Regions from separate parts of the Mus musculus genome. Here regions 2, 3 and 4 are each linked to region 1. The links are chromatin loops, found by intact Hi-C in ENCODE. Cell type or tissue: heart. All regions are shown on one strand. Links, peaks and the distances in the headings refer to the core of each region. The heading gives the core; the rest is flanking DNA.

Evidence for each region. Peaks named below come from ENCODE experiments on the same cell type or tissue, not always from the same donor. Only the 100,000 strongest peaks of a DNase experiment are listed, where the experiment ranks them.
Region 2: a loop joins it to region 1, with 1.9 times the contacts of the local background. A loop is called at or near these places in 3 of 42 quality-filtered maps.
Region 3: a loop joins it to region 1, with 1.9 times the contacts of the local background. A loop is called at or near these places in 3 of 42 quality-filtered maps.
Region 4: it touches region 1 in a loop (2.0-fold over the local background); 3 of 42 quality-filtered maps call a loop at or near these places.

The regions. Positions count from the first base shown.
Region 1 is chr8:45,658,174-45,662,738 of GRCm38, forward strand. Sorbs2 (sorbin and SH3 domain containing 2) reads left to right here. Exons shown (of 24, transcript NM_001205219.1): 2 at 630-768. The region is part of intron 1 of Gm30635 (a long non-coding RNA gene); the gene reads right to left. Among named protein-coding and RNA genes, the nearest start is that of Gm30635, 19 kb to the right of the region's middle. In heart, for the core only: no CTCF peak of the experiment used is centred there; DNase peaks (open chromatin) are centred at 498 and 2,638; H3K4me3 peaks cover 4,000 bases; H3K27ac peaks cover 4,000 bases.
Region 2 is chr8:45,717,883-45,722,447 of GRCm38, forward strand. All of the region lies in intron 2 of Sorbs2 (sorbin and SH3 domain containing 2), which reads left to right. Among named protein-coding and RNA genes, the nearest start is that of Gm30635, 41 kb to the left of the region's middle. In heart, for the core only: no CTCF peak of the experiment used is centred there; a DNase peak (open chromatin) is centred at 2,169.
Region 3 is chr8:45,729,733-45,734,297 of GRCm38, forward strand. The region is part of intron 2 of Sorbs2 (sorbin and SH3 domain containing 2); the gene reads left to right. The region is part of intron 5 of Sorbs2os (sorbin and SH3 domain containing 2, opposite strand); the gene reads right to left. Among named protein-coding and RNA genes, the nearest start is that of Gm30635, 53 kb to the left of the region's middle. In heart, for the core only: no CTCF peak of the experiment used is centred there; no DNase peak of the experiment used is centred there.
Region 4 is chr8:45,710,251-45,714,815 of GRCm38, forward strand. The region is part of intron 2 of Sorbs2 (sorbin and SH3 domain containing 2); the gene reads left to right. Among named protein-coding and RNA genes, the nearest start is that of Gm30635, 34 kb to the left of the region's middle. In heart, for the core only: no CTCF peak of the experiment used is centred there; no DNase peak of the experiment used is centred there.

The sequences.
Region 1 (4,565 bases), core at 155-4,154:
CTGAATAGTCCCCCAGTCTCAGCCAGCAGATAAGACATGTCATCAGCTTAACCCAGTAGCTTTCAAAAATAGCATAGTTAAAGTGGACATGTAGGTGTGTTCTAGAAAGAAACCATTTGCCTGTGGTCTTAAGAAGAGGCCAGTAGCTGATGTTGCTACCTGAGATCTAAAATGTTGCACTAAGACCGGTTGTGAGCTGGCAAGGAGATAATCAGAAGTCTCCCTCATCAATAGACCTTAGCATCTTACTTCCTACTGATCGGGTAAACCCTTTAGAAAACATCACGGTTGGACCAAGGTACAGTGTTCCTTTAAGATTCTGTGTGTGTGTGTGTGTGTGTGTGTGTGTGTGGTGTTTTCAATAGCGCTGGCAGTTTTCCTCAAAATTTCAATGAATATTTGCACAATGAACCAAGTTGTTGTGGGTTTCCTGGTTTGTGTTGGTCCGCCTCCCCCCCCCCCATGGAGTGGGGGTGGTGAAACGGGCAAGGCATTTTCATCCCTTTGCAGACAAGTCCAGCTGCTGGCAATGCTGAAAATAGCTCAAATGAGCACCACCCAGCAGCTGAGATTCTTTGCCTCTCTCATTGCGTTTTCTCCTGACCCCCATCTCCTTTTCCTCCCTGCAGACGCTTGGATTGGACTTAATCTTAAACCTCTGGAGGTCAAGACCTTTTAAAAAGGGCTAAATAAACACTCTCTACATGTAAAAGGCCAGCGACTCCTACTTCCTCTGTTGGAGCAACTGAGGAGTTCGGCCTCTTCTAGGTAAGGTTTTTATTCGGGGAATAACTTGCTTTCCTGTGTGGTTGTTGACTAGTGTCTCTAAACTAACTTTTTAATAAGCATCAGCGGAGGCCGAGGGATTCCCAGGTAAACGCCGAGTGTGTCGGGATGTGGCAGTTGCAGTAGGCATTTTGTCAGTGTGGTTGTAAACTTTGCCTAAAGCCCTCTGTCCCTGTGGCGGTGGCTGCATGCATACAGACCTGACAGAGGCTGAGCACTGTCTCAGAGTTTTCATTAGGCGTGACTGCCACAGAGCTGAGAAGACCTGTAGACACCGTCATTCCATTGTATAGACTACTTTTTATTTTAACTTTCTAAAGGCATGCTTTAAAGCCAACAAAACGAAGCCCACCAGGGCAAAGACAGCACATTAGTGATTGGTCTTGATGGACAACAAGGCGGCTGCAGAAGAGTGCGGTCCCCACTAAATGTTGTTTTAGTCACTGCTGGTGTGGAATGAGACGTTGTTTAGGGGATTTCAGTATTCTGATCACTATTGGGTTTTTATATGTCTAGTGCACTTTTGGGGTGACTGATTTTGAGAATCCCTTACCGGAGCTGAATCTTATCTAAGCTACTCTTGTGTGAGGTAGATTTTCTGACAGGTTTTTCTCTACTGCGATAGTAAACTTTTTTTATGGATAGTTTTCTGGCTCGCCTCCTTCCCACCTCCTTCTGCTTTGCACTTGACATTTTGCAAAGTACTTTGATCTGTGGACTTTAGCCTCAAACATACCATTTACTTTGATTGTGAGTATTTACTATGTTCAGTAAAAAGGACTTTTTTTTTCCTTAATGCTTTGATAGCAATTCCTTCAGATAATTTACTGGCTTGGGTTCTCCTGCCGTTATGCTTTAGACTTTATTTCTAAAGGAACCTTTAATTTAAAAAGTTTTTTTTTTTTCTGGCAAAGCTCTTTTACCGTGCTGACTTCCTAACATAGCTGTTCTGAGCCTTCCTGATGCTGTGACCCTTGAACACAGTAGCCCCAAGTTGTGGTGACCTCACCCCCATCAGAAAATTATTTTCTCCACTACTTTATAACTGTAATTTTGCTACTGTTATGAATCATAATGAAAACGTCTGATATTTCCAATAGTCTTAGCTGACCTCTGTGAAAGAGTGGTGTCCCCCACCACCCGCTGACATACACACAAAGGGATCACAACCCACAGGTTGAGAGCTACTGATCTCACAACTCAAGATGTCTAAAAGCAAGTAGGAAAGACAGTTCACAGACCCAGTCCCGTCAACCCCCACTTAAGTGCCCTGCTTCCCCAAATTACCACCTGACTTGAGGCTTAATTGTTGCTTTTTTATGAGTACTGAAACCCTTAGTATTTCAAGATGCTTTCTACCAAAAGAGGTTTGGTTAAAATGAACAAACAAAACAAACACAAACAAACAAACAAACACCCCCAAGTATTTAAATGCCATAGTGATCTTTTGAGTAACATACCCAATAAGACAAAAGAAAAAGACACAAGAAAACCAAAAGTTAAATTAAAAAAAAAAAAATCTTAAGAGGCCAGAAGTTTTAGTGAAACTTTTTTTTTTTTGATGAATGGGATAAGGAATGTAAGAGAAAAACAAAATAAGAAGTGGTTCCTAAAACAGACAAATGTTAACGTGTTTTCTAATCATTAATCAGCCTCGTTATTATCTTCACGTTCAAAACCTCATACATAATGAATGTGTTTGCTTCCTTCTCAATTCTACTCCAAGAACTGAATATCGTTCCTCTTCTGCTGGAGGCTAGGAGCCTGAGCCAGTCAGGCAGGCTGTGAGGTCTCCGGCTGTGGCTCCTCGGAGCTGACAGTCTGTTCCGTGAACCTTGTAAAGGAAGGAAGCCAGTGGCCACCAGACAGGACTTGAAGGAGGCAGAGGGAGGGGGAACATTTCGGGACTGTTCCTCCCCAAGTAGGAGCGCATGGAGTTCTCCCTTCGAGAATGCGGATTATTGTAGGGAAAGCTGGGGACAGGTCAGCAGCATTGCCGTGTTCCTTCACCTCTTGGAATCTACATCATTAATTTCTGGGAACAGTCAAACTTCGAGTCCCCCTGTTCAGGGCTTCATGGCTTCCAAGGATCTCTGAGGGATCAGGGATTGCCCCTGTTAGCACTGGGAAGGTTTGGTGAGCATGCCAGGTGCATGTTCGTGCCTAGAGCTGCTATTAGTATAGAGGCAAAATCAAAGACACCGGAAGGCGTAAGTTTGCAAGACAGCAAACTGCAATCCCATCCCGACGAGCCATCGGATGTCTTGTTTCGCCCTCCTCCTTCATGCCCCTGTGTTTTAACTTTCCTTTGAAACATTGGACTATTTGAACGTGAAACTCAAGGAGGAACCTAGCCGAGGCCGCCGAGTTTCACATAGGCTCCACATGAATGAAGCATTCTACCCAGCTTCGCTCAAAACCTGGCCCATGTTTGCCAAAAGTTCTGTGCGTGTCAGCAAGCCTGGATTGGAAACCTAATCCCAAACCAGGTGACTTCTGGACTTTAGAGGCTTTGTTGTATAAGTACAGAAGCTGTCAAACAAGGGCATTTCTTATTTCCGCAGCCTCTACTGTAATTTCATGTGTATACACATTTCTTTCTATTTATTCCATGATGTTTTGAGAACAAGTGGAAGTCTAATATGGATTTCTGTAGATGCAGTATTTAAGCATTGGCAAACAGTAGCCTGCATTTTAAATTCCAGCAAGGTCTGAACAGAGTGGCATGAACATGCTGGCATAATTCAGCCAAAGGAAGGAAGTCCCAAGGGAGCTATGGAATGTCTTTCTTTGCTTAAATATACCTCTGTGCTTGTGAAGAACAAACAGTAACATTTTGTCCAGGTCTGTCCTCTTGACAGTGTGCCTTTGTTCACTCTCCAAAGGTGGTGTCAAATATATTGGTGGAAAAATAATAAACTTCCCCAGACTCCCCCCTCCCGCGGTTGCTCAATTGATATACTCATAGGGACCATTGTAAGCATTGAAACGTTTGCTCCTCTTCCTTGTAATGTAAACTGAGAGTGAAGGAGTAGTCGGGGAAGTCAGCTTCTCTCAGAAAGGCTTACAGACCCAGAGCTGCTGTGTACGTGAACAATTTAATGAGACCTGGTCGTTAAAGGGTGAGCATGAGTGTGTGTGTGTATGCCTGTGTGATTGTGGGTGTGTGCAGGGATACTGGAGGGAGGAGAGGGGGTGAGTAGTTTTGCAATGCTTTCTTCAGAAAATCTGTGACCTCAGAAACAAAGCTGATCAAGGTCAGGATCTAAAAACCTTCCTTGGTTGATCAAAATACTTTTGGTGTTAATTGCTCTCATTCAAAGCGTCAAATATTAGGATTCCAGACATAGAATAATCTCCAATGTACATAGGACCATTTTGGAGGGTGTGTACTTGTAGAACTTCTATGGGTTGATCTCAGAAAAGCCGTCATGATGCTGAGGCCATCGTAAGACTCAAAGCCACACGGAAAACTAAAATTCAACTTGACGTTTTCTTACTTGGGCAGTGTGTACTCAATCTAAAGACGTTTCACAGAAATTAATCACTGAGCTCAGTCAAGATTTAGTTAGACTAAACGGAATGATGCTTATAGTCAGATGAAATTCCAGAAAATTTCCTTCTAGAAACTTCACAGTTTGTCTTAAGTTTGACAACATGCACTTTCATTAAATAAAGTTTGTATTTTGTAGATAACTTGTACAGTGGCTATTGTTTGACTCCACGCTATAGAAAGCATTGGAGGATAGCTATGACAAAATGTGGGGTTAATATACGGA
Region 2 (4,565 bases), core at 188-4,187, 60 kb after region 1:
GTTACTGACAATAGCTCCTCGATAGAGGGTAAGGCTTGAATAGCTTGATTCTGTGCAGGTCTTGCACAAACAACTATAGCTTCTGTGAGTCTATGACTGTAATATGTAAAGATTGTACATCACAGAACTCCTCACTGTTCTCTGGTTCTTACAATCTTCCTGTTATCTATGATATTCCCTAAGGCTTGGTGGTAACAGAATTAATATAGATATTATTGTTTAGGGCTGAACACTCAGTCTCCTATCTGTAGCTCTTTGATTTGCTACATATCTTTCCAGTGACTGCTGCTCAAGAAAAAAATAAATTCCCAGACCAAGGTTAAAAGCAGCCTAGGTCTATACATACAAACATGAATATCTGGGAAGCAATTTGACAGCATGACCATTTAGCAAATTATCAATAGCCCAAGGGCCTATGACTTTAGCCAAGGGGTATCAATAAGGATAACCATACCAGGAATTAAATTTCCTCCTATTGAACATGCCTCTAATCCAATCAGACACCATTACCCATAATGGTGATGCCGCCTTTGCCCCTTGCTTGGCAGGGCCTTATTGTAAGCCCTTCCCCAATTTGTTATGCTTTCCTTAGAATTCAGGAGTAGTTTGTGGAGGGAAACGCTGCAGATTGCAGGAGACAAATTTAATGCTGAGATAAAGTTTCCTCAAGATCTTCCTTTTCTGTTTGAATAATCCTACCTTATAGTATTGTAAGAGAATAAATACTAATGATGTTAGTCTTAACATCAACTCTCTCAGTTTAGGCAAATTATAGAACCAACTATTTCTAAAACTAACTATGATTAAGTAAATTCTTTTATTTGCAAATGTTAACATACATTGACGAGAAAACTTTTTATAAGCCTTAAAGCCTATCATAAGACATTCCATTATGATTTATTTACCTTTAACAAGATGATTTATAAGCCCTTTAATCTGTAGTCTCACAATACAGTTCCTTATCTTTTCATAGAATCAAATGTTAGAAAGATGCCATAAGATAAACGCTAAAATCACTGTTTGAGGAATTCAGGTTGCAAGATTCATTGCTTTTTTGTTGTTATCATAAAACATGTTTTTGTGAAGATTTTAGGAGACTAAATGAGGAGAAAAAAGCCTGAAGCAGTTAACATACAGACAGAAGTGTATTAACATTTTACAGACTGCTGTGATTCTGCTGGGTGCTGGCTTAATGTAATCCTGAAGTTCAAGTATGACCTTGATATGCATCAAATATTGGAATCATTGGGTGCAGTGAGAGGCTGGTGACACAGGTTGAAGTTTTGTTTTTGCAAGACACTGCTCAAAAATATCATGGCATCCAACCTGCTGACCTTGTGCATGGTTAGAAGCATTCCTTTTGAAAAAAAATTAAAAGTCTGTTAAAATGCAAATGTGTTAGCTTAATAAGAGACTATCTCATCACTTGTACTTTTAACAAAACCCCAAAAGATTAGATGTTAAGCTCTAACCCCATGCACGTAGCCAATTAACTTATCCCAATTAATGGATGACAGTTGTTATAATTGAGAAAACTAATTTCTCGTTACACTTCAAGATCAGTGATAGTCACTAATATTTCACTTACAGAATTCAAAATGAAGGTCCCAATGGGAAGTGGTAGTTTCGGGGTGCACAGAGTTGTTCTGATGTTAACTGAATTCATACCCTTGGTCAGAATCCAAAAGTAGATCAATTAATGTCTGATTTCACAAATGTAAACAAACAAACAAAAAAGGTAAAAAGTGGTGTTCACTATCAACATGTGGCAAAATTAATTCATAGGCTGCTACTTTAATGACACATGGGGCCACAATGACTGTCATTTCTTTGAGACAGGAATTCTTACAGCCCAAACTATGCTTGAATTTACTATATAATCAAGATGACCTTGGATTTCTGTTCTCCCGACCTCCACCTCCCAAGTTCTCGGGATTATGGGCTTGCATCACTGTGCTCAGCCAATGTTGACTGTTTTTGTTACATCATGGAGCACAGACTCGTTCTACTCTCTTTGAGACTGTCTGGCTCACATCTCTACCACAGTAATATTTCCAGAGTTGCCCTGGTGCTAAAAATGACTATCTCCTTGAACTTCCTAAACGGAAAAGAAACCTTGACTTCAGCACTTCACCGTACTCATTCTTTCCCCACGACTGCCCAGTGTGGAGCCATACCAGAACAAGGGCTTTTCCTCCCCGTGGGTTCCACCCTATGACTGTGTTTCCTGCCTCTGAATCACCTTCTCCTGATGGAGGCCCCTGCTGTGTCGATGAAAATGAGATCATAAACAAACATGTAAGCCCTCAAGGCAGGAAGAGTGCTCTGCAGGAAAACTCCCAAAGAATAGTGGAAATAAAGAAATTGGCTATTTATATGGGGTGGCCAGGAATGGTCTCTCTGGTAGGGTGATATGTACATAAATGTCCCCCATAGTCTTGATTATTTGGACACTTGGTCCCCAATTACTGACACTATTTATGGAGGTTTAAGAGGTGCAGCCTCTTTGGAGGGAGAATGTCCATGGGAGTGAACTTTGAGAGCTTAAAGCTTTGTCTACTTCCAATGTGCTAGCTCTGCCTGGTGCTTGTGGTTTAAAGATGTGAGCTCTCAACTTGCTACCATATGTCCCGTTATAATGGATTTTTTATTCCTCTGGAACCGTTATGCCCAAATAACCTCTTCCTTCTATAGCTTGCCTTGGCCACGGTGTTTTATGACAGGAATAGAAAAGTAACTAAGGCAGGTAGCATCTGAGCATTAAGCCGGGCGACTAAAGGACAAAGCTGGTGATAGATGGAAGTACTCTGGGCCGAGAGGAAAACGCTGGGATAGTAGTGGGCTTGGTATGTGCAAGCAACAGTGAAGTATTCCAGATCCTAGAACAGACTGGGCAGGGAGCAAGAGTGGTAGCCATGGGCCTAGAGGATGGGAGATGGGACCATGAGTTGGAGTCCTTTGAACAAAATGATTATTCTCTATCATGTTACAGCCACCTCTCTCAGAATATTCCAGAATCAGAATACAACACATGCAGGTACAAGCAGAGGAAGGGAAACCAGTCGTGAGGCACTAAAACAGTCAAGGCAAGCTAGAAGATGCTCACAGAGAAGTTAAATTTGCATAGTTGTGAGTTCTAGATATACACAACATTATAAGATTTGACCACAAATGAACATGGTAATAGCAATTATGAGTCAAATATGATGTCAATGCTTTTTGAGGCTGGAAAGCAGTAAAATTTTTGGCAGTACATTCTAGAAAGTGCTCTACCATTGAACTATATTCCTGCATCTCCAGTACCACCCTCCTCCTCCTCCTCCTCCTCCTCCTCCTCCTCCTCCTCCTCCTCCCTCCTCCTTTTTAGATAGATCTCATCGAGGCCCCAGGATGATCTGAAACTCACTCCAGAGCCCAGGCTAGACTTGAACTTGTAACATTCCTGCCCTGCCTCCTGAGTACTGATATTTCAAGCCTGGGCCACTAGATTCAGCAATGGTGATGCTTTTTACAGAGTGATAGCAGGTGGACCAAAGATCTGGGTCATGTGCCTATTTGACATGCACAAATATGTATGTAAATAGGCAGCTGTTATTCCAAGCCTGACATTCTGAGGATAGTGATTTATGAATGATCAAACAGCTACAGTTTAGCTCAACTGCCCTTTAAAAATAAAAATCTACTGACTAGTGTGATTGCCTAAACCCCAACATATGTTGAGAATTTCCATTGATCAGAATACAGAAAAGAGAGCAGTGGGGCAGAAGTAATGAGAAAATACGCTGAGGGGTAAAAATGGGAGAGAAGGTGGATGAACAGCAAGATGCTTCGTCTCCCTGCTCTACATTTGTGGTGCTTTGACTCAGAACTCACTGAGGTGATATGGTGTATACATACATATATATGTATACATACATATATATATACACATACATATACACATATACATACACATATATATGTTACTTGTCTTGCTGATGAGATGAAGTACCTGGAAAAATAATCAGTTTAAGGAAGGAAGAGGGTTTTTTTCTTGCTTTGTTTTGTTTTGTTTTGTTTTGTTTTGTGTTTGTTTGTTTGTTTTTCTCACAATTTGAAAGCATACCCTATCATGATGTGGAAGCCATGGCTGCAGGAACTTGAAGAGGTAACTGGCCATACTGAATATGAAGTCAGAAGGCTGGCAACGATGACTGCTTGTGCTCAGCTCATCTTTCTGTTTAGTGCAGGACCCATTTTTATGTAGTGTAGGACTCCTTCCCACGGAATGGAACCATGCGCATTCAGGGCAGGTCTACCAATCTCTATCTCCGTCTAAAATTTCCTGCAAAGATATGCCCAGAAGTTTGTTTCCATGGTGATTATAAATTCTAGCAAGATTAACCATCATATCGCTCAAACTGAAATATTAGCTCAACCTTTGAATTTCTACACATGCCCCTCGTTGAATTTGAAACACTAAATATCTGGAAAAAAAAAAGTCAAGGTCTATTAAACAATCACTGTTTTGTTTAATTGTAGAAGCCACTAAATTAGTTTCAGGATTATGCCAGAGTATCTAATTA
Region 3 (4,565 bases), core at 416-4,415, 72 kb after region 1:
CAATGCACATTTATAATAATACTAGAACTGGACGCTCAACCTCATCATCGCCAAGCTGTGAGAATGTTTTCTCAGGTGTTCAGGAAACAGGTGTATTAACTCAGAAGAAACGTGTGACTGTGTCTTTAACAGTCAATTAGGAATACAGGGGATTATTTTACAGTCATAATTAGGTAACATAACATTGCCGCAGAGGTATTTTAGAAGAAACATACTTTTTAAATTTCTGGGGTTTTCTTAGAAAAAGCAGCCATAGCCACGGGCCTGGGCTCAGAGAAACCAGAATAACGCTTTCCATATGGGTTTGCACAGTAGCTGCGTGAAAGTAATCTGTCTCAGGCAGCCAGTATTCTCTGTCTCAGAAGAGTAAGGCTGTGGTTCTAGGTTAACAGTCTCCATCTTATTCATCAACCAGTTTGGGACTCCATCACACATTCCTCTCACACTGTGTGTTCTCCCGTATCCCCCATGATCCAGAATTTAATTGCGACTATGCTGGGAGGCTTAGGAGGGCTTGGGCTTGTTTTCAAACATGGGTTCAGGATGCCTTGAAGAATAACACATGTTTTATTTTTATTAAGACTCCAGAGAGCTGAGCTGCCTCTCAAGTGTCGGTTTGTTGCTCTGTCATCTTGGAAAAATCATTCTTTTTAAATCCTCACAGATCTGTCCTCCGACATCTGTTTTCTTACAGAAATTACAGGATTGGAATTTAGGGGGGAAAATATACACTTAGTAAAACACTTAATGCTTATCTCAATTTATGCTGTAAAGTATGAAATATGGGAAACTAGACCAGCCAAACGCAATAATGTTTTTAATGTCAGAGTATTTGTGCTATCAATACATTAAAACCAGAATGGAAGATGGAAAGCTTCACGGAGGAGGGAAATTCTACAAAGTATACAACTTTTGAAACTAGTTATTTTAAAATATCAAGGATGCTCCACTCAGGAGAGGAATATGTGCTTCTTGCACAGTAACAGAAAGAGAAGCCAGTCTCACCAAGGATGCTAAAACTCTTCCATGGGTCACACAGCTCACGATATTATGTTTATAAACATCTCGTTCAGCCCTCATTGAGGGTCCTAAGCCGTCAGACTGATCACCACTATCTTTCATGCCACTTTCTTTGGCTTTAGTAGTCTTGACTGTAGTCAAGCTAAGTGGGCTAAGCTGCTCCAAATGGTTCTCGAAGTTTGTCTTATCTTATTTATGGCAATGTTTGTAAAAAGAAAAATGTCCTAGCTAAATGGAACAAGCTGCCCACCCAGACAGCAGACTTTCCTCTCAGTTCCAACAAGCTGCCAACGTGGGGTGGGATGATGGGAGATTGGAGAATGCTTACAGATCATCTGATAAACCATTTAGTTTGCCTCGATCTGAAGTAACACAATAATGCCCTGTATCCTTTTGGGAAGTACTAGATATTTTCTTGTAACATGGCCAAAGGTAAAGGTCTGCTTTAACAAACTTTATATGTTGGTGAATGGGATACATGTTGTTCACCTGTCATATTTGACTCATGGAATCTGTTGAAGATGATAGTCATAGATGGTATACACTGTATAGGTGCTTCAAAGTTGACCTGCTTTGAATCCAGTCCTCCTTGCCCCGCCTCCCCATGTCTTCTGTGACAAACAATGCAGTATCACAGAATGGGAAATTGTAAAGAGCGGTGCTTACTTTAACTTATGTTTCAAGTTTAAAGGAAGCAGCTTAGATTGACATATGGCAAGAGACAAAGACTATGTGTATTGTCTGTGACACTTCGGATCTGTTTCCCTCCGCTTAGGAAGCCATCAGGATTCAATTGTGCAAGCTCCATTCTAATGGCCTTATGTAATCCTAATCACTTCACCTAAAGAGTCCACCTCTAAACACCACAGTGGAAGTTTCTACACTCTTGACAGCCCACAGTGAATTTTAAATCTCATACATGAAGCTCTAGGAGGGACAAACTATATTCAAACCACAGCACCATCCTTCCAGTACTGCTCAGGTCACAGTCACCTGAATAGTGGGACTATTCTAATGCAGTGTATATAATCTTTCTGTGCCTGACTCACCATCTCACCCTTGGGGAATCTTTATTTTCATGAAGAGTCCATTTGACTTTTGATTTATGTAACGTAAGCCTGTGTAACTTTCCTAGAACTGTACTGTTACATTGAACAAATGGTTGTCTTAGGGGAAAATGTGCAATTAAAGCATTTAGAGGTATCCTCTAATTATCTGAAAGGGTTATAACAGTAAGTGGCAGTAGGAAAGTAGGACACTGAAGCAATATTTCATGGAACCAGGCAAAATAAAATCAATATTTATTTAGAGTATTTGGCTGACTTCATGTGTGTATGTGTAGGGTGTATCTACTTATATGTGGTATAGGCATTTGTGCACATGCACATACCAGTGTGTTATGACACCTGTCTATGGAGGCCAGAGGTTAACACTGGTATCCTCTTCAGTTACTTTGCACCTTTTTTAGGACAGGTTCTCACTAAATCCTGATTTCATCAGTGGGCAAGACCGACTGGTCTGAGAGCCCCACCGGTCTGCTCCAGTGTTGTTGCACCTGGTACTTTGCCAACTGAGCCATCTCCTCAACCTGTGATGCTGACTTTGAAGTATTGGAAAAATACCAGCCAGTCTTACCTGCCTGTTGCTGACTTTTTTTCTTCAATATGTCTTTGGGCACGTGTGTTTAGGAAAAGTTGTGTTTTGAACAGCTCACGTAGTAACAACCCAAAAAGAGCATTTACAGAATTCCTTCAACCCATGATTTTGTTTTAGATTTTTTTCCCCAAGTATCAGGCAGATTAATATGACTTAAAAGAATGATATATGTTCTTATAAAAATCACTGTTTTTATGGCTCTGTGACCTTTTGCCTCTTTAGTGCTTGTCATTATTTCTCCTCATTCCCAAAAATGATGTTGATCCCCACTGCAGTGTCTAGTTTGCCTTATTTATACTATGAGCCCATCATCAAGGCCCATTAGCTCAATAATTGTGGGAGGCAGCATTCCTAGGCAGGGAACATCCTGCCCTTACTATCTACTGTGATGAGTTTTGTGCCCGCCCACTTGGAGGCAGAGGAGTTGATGTCTCATGTGGGGGAACAATTTATAGGAAGTGTTCAGAAAGGCAGTTAAGGTGTGGTTTTGCTTTTCAAAACTCAGGAACTGTAAAAGACAAAATGAACTGATCGGTCTTTTCTTGTAAATATCTCAGAGTAGCATGTTGACATATTCTTGCAAGTAAGTGATGCTAAATGTCAGCGTGAATTAAGCCATTTGGCTGTAATTGAGAAGGAATTGAGGGGTGAACTATTTCAGCAGTTTTGAATACTTATCATCATGCCATGGTCAGAGAGAAAAAGGAAAGGGCATTGATCTCTTAGGGCATTTTAATCAGAAAGTGGGACGCAAAAGCGGTCGTTTCACAGAACACAAAAATAGTACAAGTTAGAATCTGCTGTAGATCCTTAATGTGCAGAGTATTCCCATCCTCATGTTTAAGATCATCTCTCAACAGTCTAACGTCCCACAGCGTCTTCCCACTGTAGGCTATCAGTGTACTTGCATCTAAATAATACATAAAGTACCAGTATGTTACTTCACAACAGCTATATCAGTCTGGGTGATTAAAACTATCCAATGGGGGGAAAAAAATAACAACAACAACAAAAAAAAACCAAAGCCACTTTAAATTTCAGATCACTTTAAATTTCAGTTCAAGTTTAACTCTCTCACTTGATCTATGACCTTGATAGTTAACTCAGTTCTATAAAAATAACATGACTGACATAGAATTCCTGGGTAAAACTGGGGGAAAGATGTTGTTTCTGATTTTCTTCAGAATGGATGGCTTGTGACGACTAATCACAATAATAACAGCAATCACAAATTCAAGCATAGTTATGTCTGTGTCCACAGTTTTGTTGCTGTGCAGGTGTGATCAAACCTCTCAGGACCCCAACTCAAAAGAAAAAAGTTGCAGTCTCGTCTTTGATGCACCTTGAAAACAAAGGGCCACTCTGTTCTCCATAACAATAATAATAAGGGAAAGACAGTTGGGTACAATTCACTAGATGTTTGACGTTATGTCATGTCATTGCTGAAGTATTAACAAGCAATCCAATCCATTGCCATACACATAACTGAAAACCAAAGTTAGTCCTACCTCTAGATAAAACAAACTCATTCCCATGCATATCCTGAACTGGTATATAATATATATATATATATATATAATATAATATAATATAATATAATATAATATAATATATATGTTGCTTTGTTCTATCAGCTTTGTAAAAAACTAATTTAAGCAAATCCAGCCCACATAACTCATAAAAATTATTTTGACCCGTTAATACGCCAGGCTCTTGTTCTGTAGACTGCCTTCTTCGGGTAAATTATTTCTATTTCATAGTACATTGTCATAATCTTGGCCCCCGTTCAATTCCAATTTAAGAAAATACTTGAAGTGCTGCTGTCTTCTAGCTGCATTCAAACACTCTAGGAATTTGATGCCTTCCAGACTAATCTGCGCCCGCCCGCC
Region 4 (4,565 bases), core at 416-4,415, 52 kb after region 1:
AAACTGGCCCTGCCACTGGCTGTTGTTCTTACGGGAAGTTAAGAGAAAGGCCCATCCCTCACCATGGTGATCTTATCCTCAGAGGGACAACAAATCAAGCATTCCTCTATCACAGCTCCAGAGGAGGAGGAGGAACATTACCTTTGTCTTCCTAGTGATTACCTTCGGGCTCATACTGTCTTCTCCACAGTCCTACCAAGTAGGAACCTGTGGATCACCGCAGTGTGAAATCGAGAAGCCTGACGCCAGGAGGCAAACTAGAGTGTCTCTAGTCATGTGGAGCCATGACAGTGCTGTGGTCAGAACCTAAACTTTCATAGCACTGGTTCAATGTGGCTAATGTCACACTCCCTCTCTTCAGGGAATGGATTAAGACCTAGGTCTTCTCAAGGAATGTATAGTTTGTCTGTCTGTCTGTCTGGATATCATAAGGCAAGGAGAGGGAGAGGGGAAGGAAGAGAGTGTAGTATGACCTGGGACCACATCAGAGACAGTAATTACATCTGCACCTTCTGTTAACTGACCATCTGGTCAGAAGTATGTCTAAGTCAGTCTATGGCAGTTTAAATCAGTGATTCTCAATATGTGGGTTGCAACTCCCATAGGGATCCTGTACCAGATATCCTGCGTATCAGATATTTACATTACAATTCATGTATATGAGTACACTGTAGCTGTCCTCAGACACACCAGAAGAGGACATTGGATCCCATTACAGCTGGTTGTGAGCCACCATGTGGTTGCTGGGAATTGAACTCAGGACCTCAGGAAGAGCAGTCAGCAGTACTCTTAACCACTGAGCCATCTCTCCAGCCCCTACATTACAATTCATAACAGTAGCAAAATTACAGGTATAAAATAGCAGTGAACATAAAATTCTACAACATGAGGAAGTGAGTTGCAGGATATTTGAACAAGCTGTGAACCCCAAGATTGTGTTATTTACCTGAAGAACCCGTTTCTAGTTGTGGTTGGCTCAGCCCTAGTACACACCTTTAATCCAAGAGCTTTCTGTTTACTGTAAACAGGAGGATTAAATAAAGTCAACCATAGGCCAAGAGTCGGAGCCAGCAACCAGTTGACAGGAAGTGAACATAGGAAAAGAAGACAGAGAGCAAGAGGGAGTGGGGAGGATAGGTAAAGAGACACACAGGAAGTAGAAAGGAGGGACCTGGAGGTTAGGGATTTCTGAGCATGGTGGAGAACTTCCTTTGGGGATATCAGCTGAGGAGGAAGGTCAGCTGGGTGCTTTCTCTGCCTCACCCCAGCATCTGCCTCCCAAGCTTCTCTTGATAAAATCAAATGTTTGAGATTTTGTTAAAAATGAACGAACTATATCAAAGGGTCACAGCATTAGGAAAGTCAGAAAAACCACTGCTTTAAAGGAAAATGAAATTCGGTATAAAACTGGGGACGGTTTCCTTATAATGAGGCATAAATATAAATTTAATAAGAGTGCTCGAGTTTTCTAGCCTCCACCTGTGCTCATACATTTCTTGTGGCTAAAAGCTCAGTTACTTTTCGACATTAAAAGCCACAGAGGCGTTAGCGAGAGAAAGCTTTGTTGCCCACCATGTGAATAAAGATGCCGGTAGTATAGGGCTAGTGTACCAGCCTTGTGTGACTTTTCCTAGGTGATGTAAACACCTAGTCACTCCATACAAAAAGGGCAAGGATAGACCAAAAAAAAAAAGGGTCCTAGTGAAGTCTTTCTGGGTTGCTGGTGAGGTTACTGGGGGTAATTTCAGGAACGTGGGTGACTTTTAAGGAACTGAAGCACCAAAAGTCTCATCCTAGACAAAATTGATCTCTTATATAATCTCAGAGAAGAGGGGAACCCCAGGAAGACTTTTGGTGATTCGTGAAGTCTTCGGAGCCTACTAAGCCACTCTACCTCTGTGGTGGAAGAGGCCTAATCTCATGGGCCTTTCACTCAGGTCACCACAGTGGCTCCGTTTCCGGGAAGGGGGTGGTTATGTCTGACCCAGAGCAAGCAGGCAGCTGGACAGTTGGCAGGCCCTCCTTCATGGTTTTAGCTCTGCCTTTTTTTAAAAAAAAAAAAAACAAAAACAAAAACAAAACAACAACAACAAAAATCCCTCCCTTTCTCTTTTGGTCCTTTTGGGTCCCACTTAAGACCCAAACAAAGTCTACATTTGACATTCTACCCAGACGAAAAGGACAAAAAAATAGGCAAGCAGGACCTTTCCTTTAAAGAGTGTAGTCTCTTGAAAAAGGCCCGCATGACGTCCTCTCAGGCCCACTGGCTAAAATGTGGTCAACAGAACCTGAGAACTGTAACCGGAGCCTGGTAAAGTCGTGAGTCTAGCTAAGATCCCTATAAATAAGAGGTAAGAAGGGAAGGTTTAGGAATCTGAGGATGTTACCTCCCCTGCTGCATAACCTAACTATAATTGATAAGAGACTTTATGTGCAGTACTACTGGGGCTTTGTTTCCAAACGTCAATTAGGAACGTCATTGGGCCGTTTCAACAATTGAAGGAAGATGTCTCACCTTGTCAAGCGCTACTCATTTACAGCTAAACCTAACACCTTCTGCTAAGCTAGTCATAGCCAAATTCAGCTTGTCACCAAGATATCAAGACAAACATTCTTGGAGCATGGGGCTCTAGCCCTCTGCCTTGGTTTGGTTTATTTACGACAAAAAAAAGTAGGTTGAGGGATGGAGTTGCAGAAATTGATCCGTATAACTGTTACTCTAGATGTCATGAAACTGATAACCAAATGCTGCAGAGAAAGGGGAAAATTGTTCAAATCGGCTTAGTATAGAATGCCCTAGCCTGGTGACATTGAATAATTCATTGTAGTGTACACTACACGCTGATTTGAGACTCTCGGTAAAACAGGCAAGACTGCTATTCCATTCTTCCTGGCTTATTCTTGACTTAATTCAGAACTGCAGCTCCTACCTGCTGCTTCCATGGACTAGATAACACTCCAGCCTGCCCACTGGTTTGTGATGTTAACATTACTGCATATTACCTAATGCATTACTCCATTGTCTTGATCCGACAGACAATAGGCAAGGTGAGTTTCTGAAAACCAGATTCTTCTTAAGTGTCTCCGGGCAAGCTTGCTGCTTCATAGAATCTAGCAGTCCATCTGCAGAGAGTTGGGCTCATTGGCAGGGCCAAGTCTGTCATCCAGAGGCCTTCGGTTTGTAGCAGGTTTACACATTGTCAGTCAGTTTTGAGCCAAACTGAGAGGGGATGAGAGCTCACGACGGGCCTTATGATATTATAAAAAAAGGGAGTGTGTCGGAACTCTTGCACATGTTTGACTTTCATTGTGCAAATGAAGAAGAAAAGTGCACACAGGACAGGTAGAGAGTGACCTGAAGGCACCCACCTAATTAAGTACCACACTCTGGACGTCAAGCTCATGGAAAAAAACACTTTCTGGTCTTGACTCTCAGAATAGCATAGTAATCCTAGATGCAGTAAACAGAGCCTTGAACACACACTCAAAACTGCCCAAATTTAGTGACATTGTATGTGTGTGTGTGTGTGTATGTGTATATATATACATATATACCTATATATATAACATGTTATATATACATATATATGACAAATTTATAATTATTAAATAAAGTAGTAATCAGCAATGAAAAAGAACTAATGATGTAGCAAACAGTTCTCAGTTTTCCCTTGGATTTCTCAAACTTTTCCTATATTGGTTAATATAATGCTAATTATATTAATACATGAAGCCATCATTTGAAATTATGTATGATCAATCCTCATACTTGGTTACTATGGCATTGCGTTCAGGGAAAACAGCAGCTTCTGTCTTTTTTTTTTTTAATTGGCCTACTCTTTTTTTATTATTATTATTAGATATTTTCTTTATATACATTTCAAATTTCAAATGTTATCCCAAAAGTTCACTATACCCCTCCCCTCTGCCCTGCTTCCCTACCTACCCACTCCCACTTCTTGGCCCTGGCATTCCCCTGTACTGGGGCATATAAAGTTTGCAAGACCAAGGGGCCTCTCTTCCCAGTGATGGCCGACTAGGCCATCTTATGATACATATGCAGCTAGAGACACGAGCTCTGGGGGTATTATTTGGTTTTATGCCAGGGATCTTTCTGTTGAGTACATCATCTCATCCTATCTTCCCTCTGATCCTCACCTGCTTATGACTGTGGAAACCGATGAAGAACAACATATAGTGGCTCTCTCTATGTCTGCCAGCTAGGAAGCAACTGCCACCTCATTCACTGTACTGTCCTGACTACGAGCAAAGCCAGATGACGTCTCTCGTAAGTGTACACACAGCAAGCAGTAGACTGAGCTCTGGTCTTTTCCCTTTCATGTTTCCTCTCTATTCCTAGTTTAACTCACTTGACCTGCTTGTATTTCTTAGTTTGTGTCACATCCTCTCCATTGACCTAAAGCTACACATATCTATAAGCACTTATTTTCTGTGGTGAGGTACCCATCTTCTCATACCTATGTGTAATGCTGTTATGTTAAGAAATTAGTAAACAACTGGATAATTTCATAAAACTAATAATATATGTTGAATGCAGGACCACA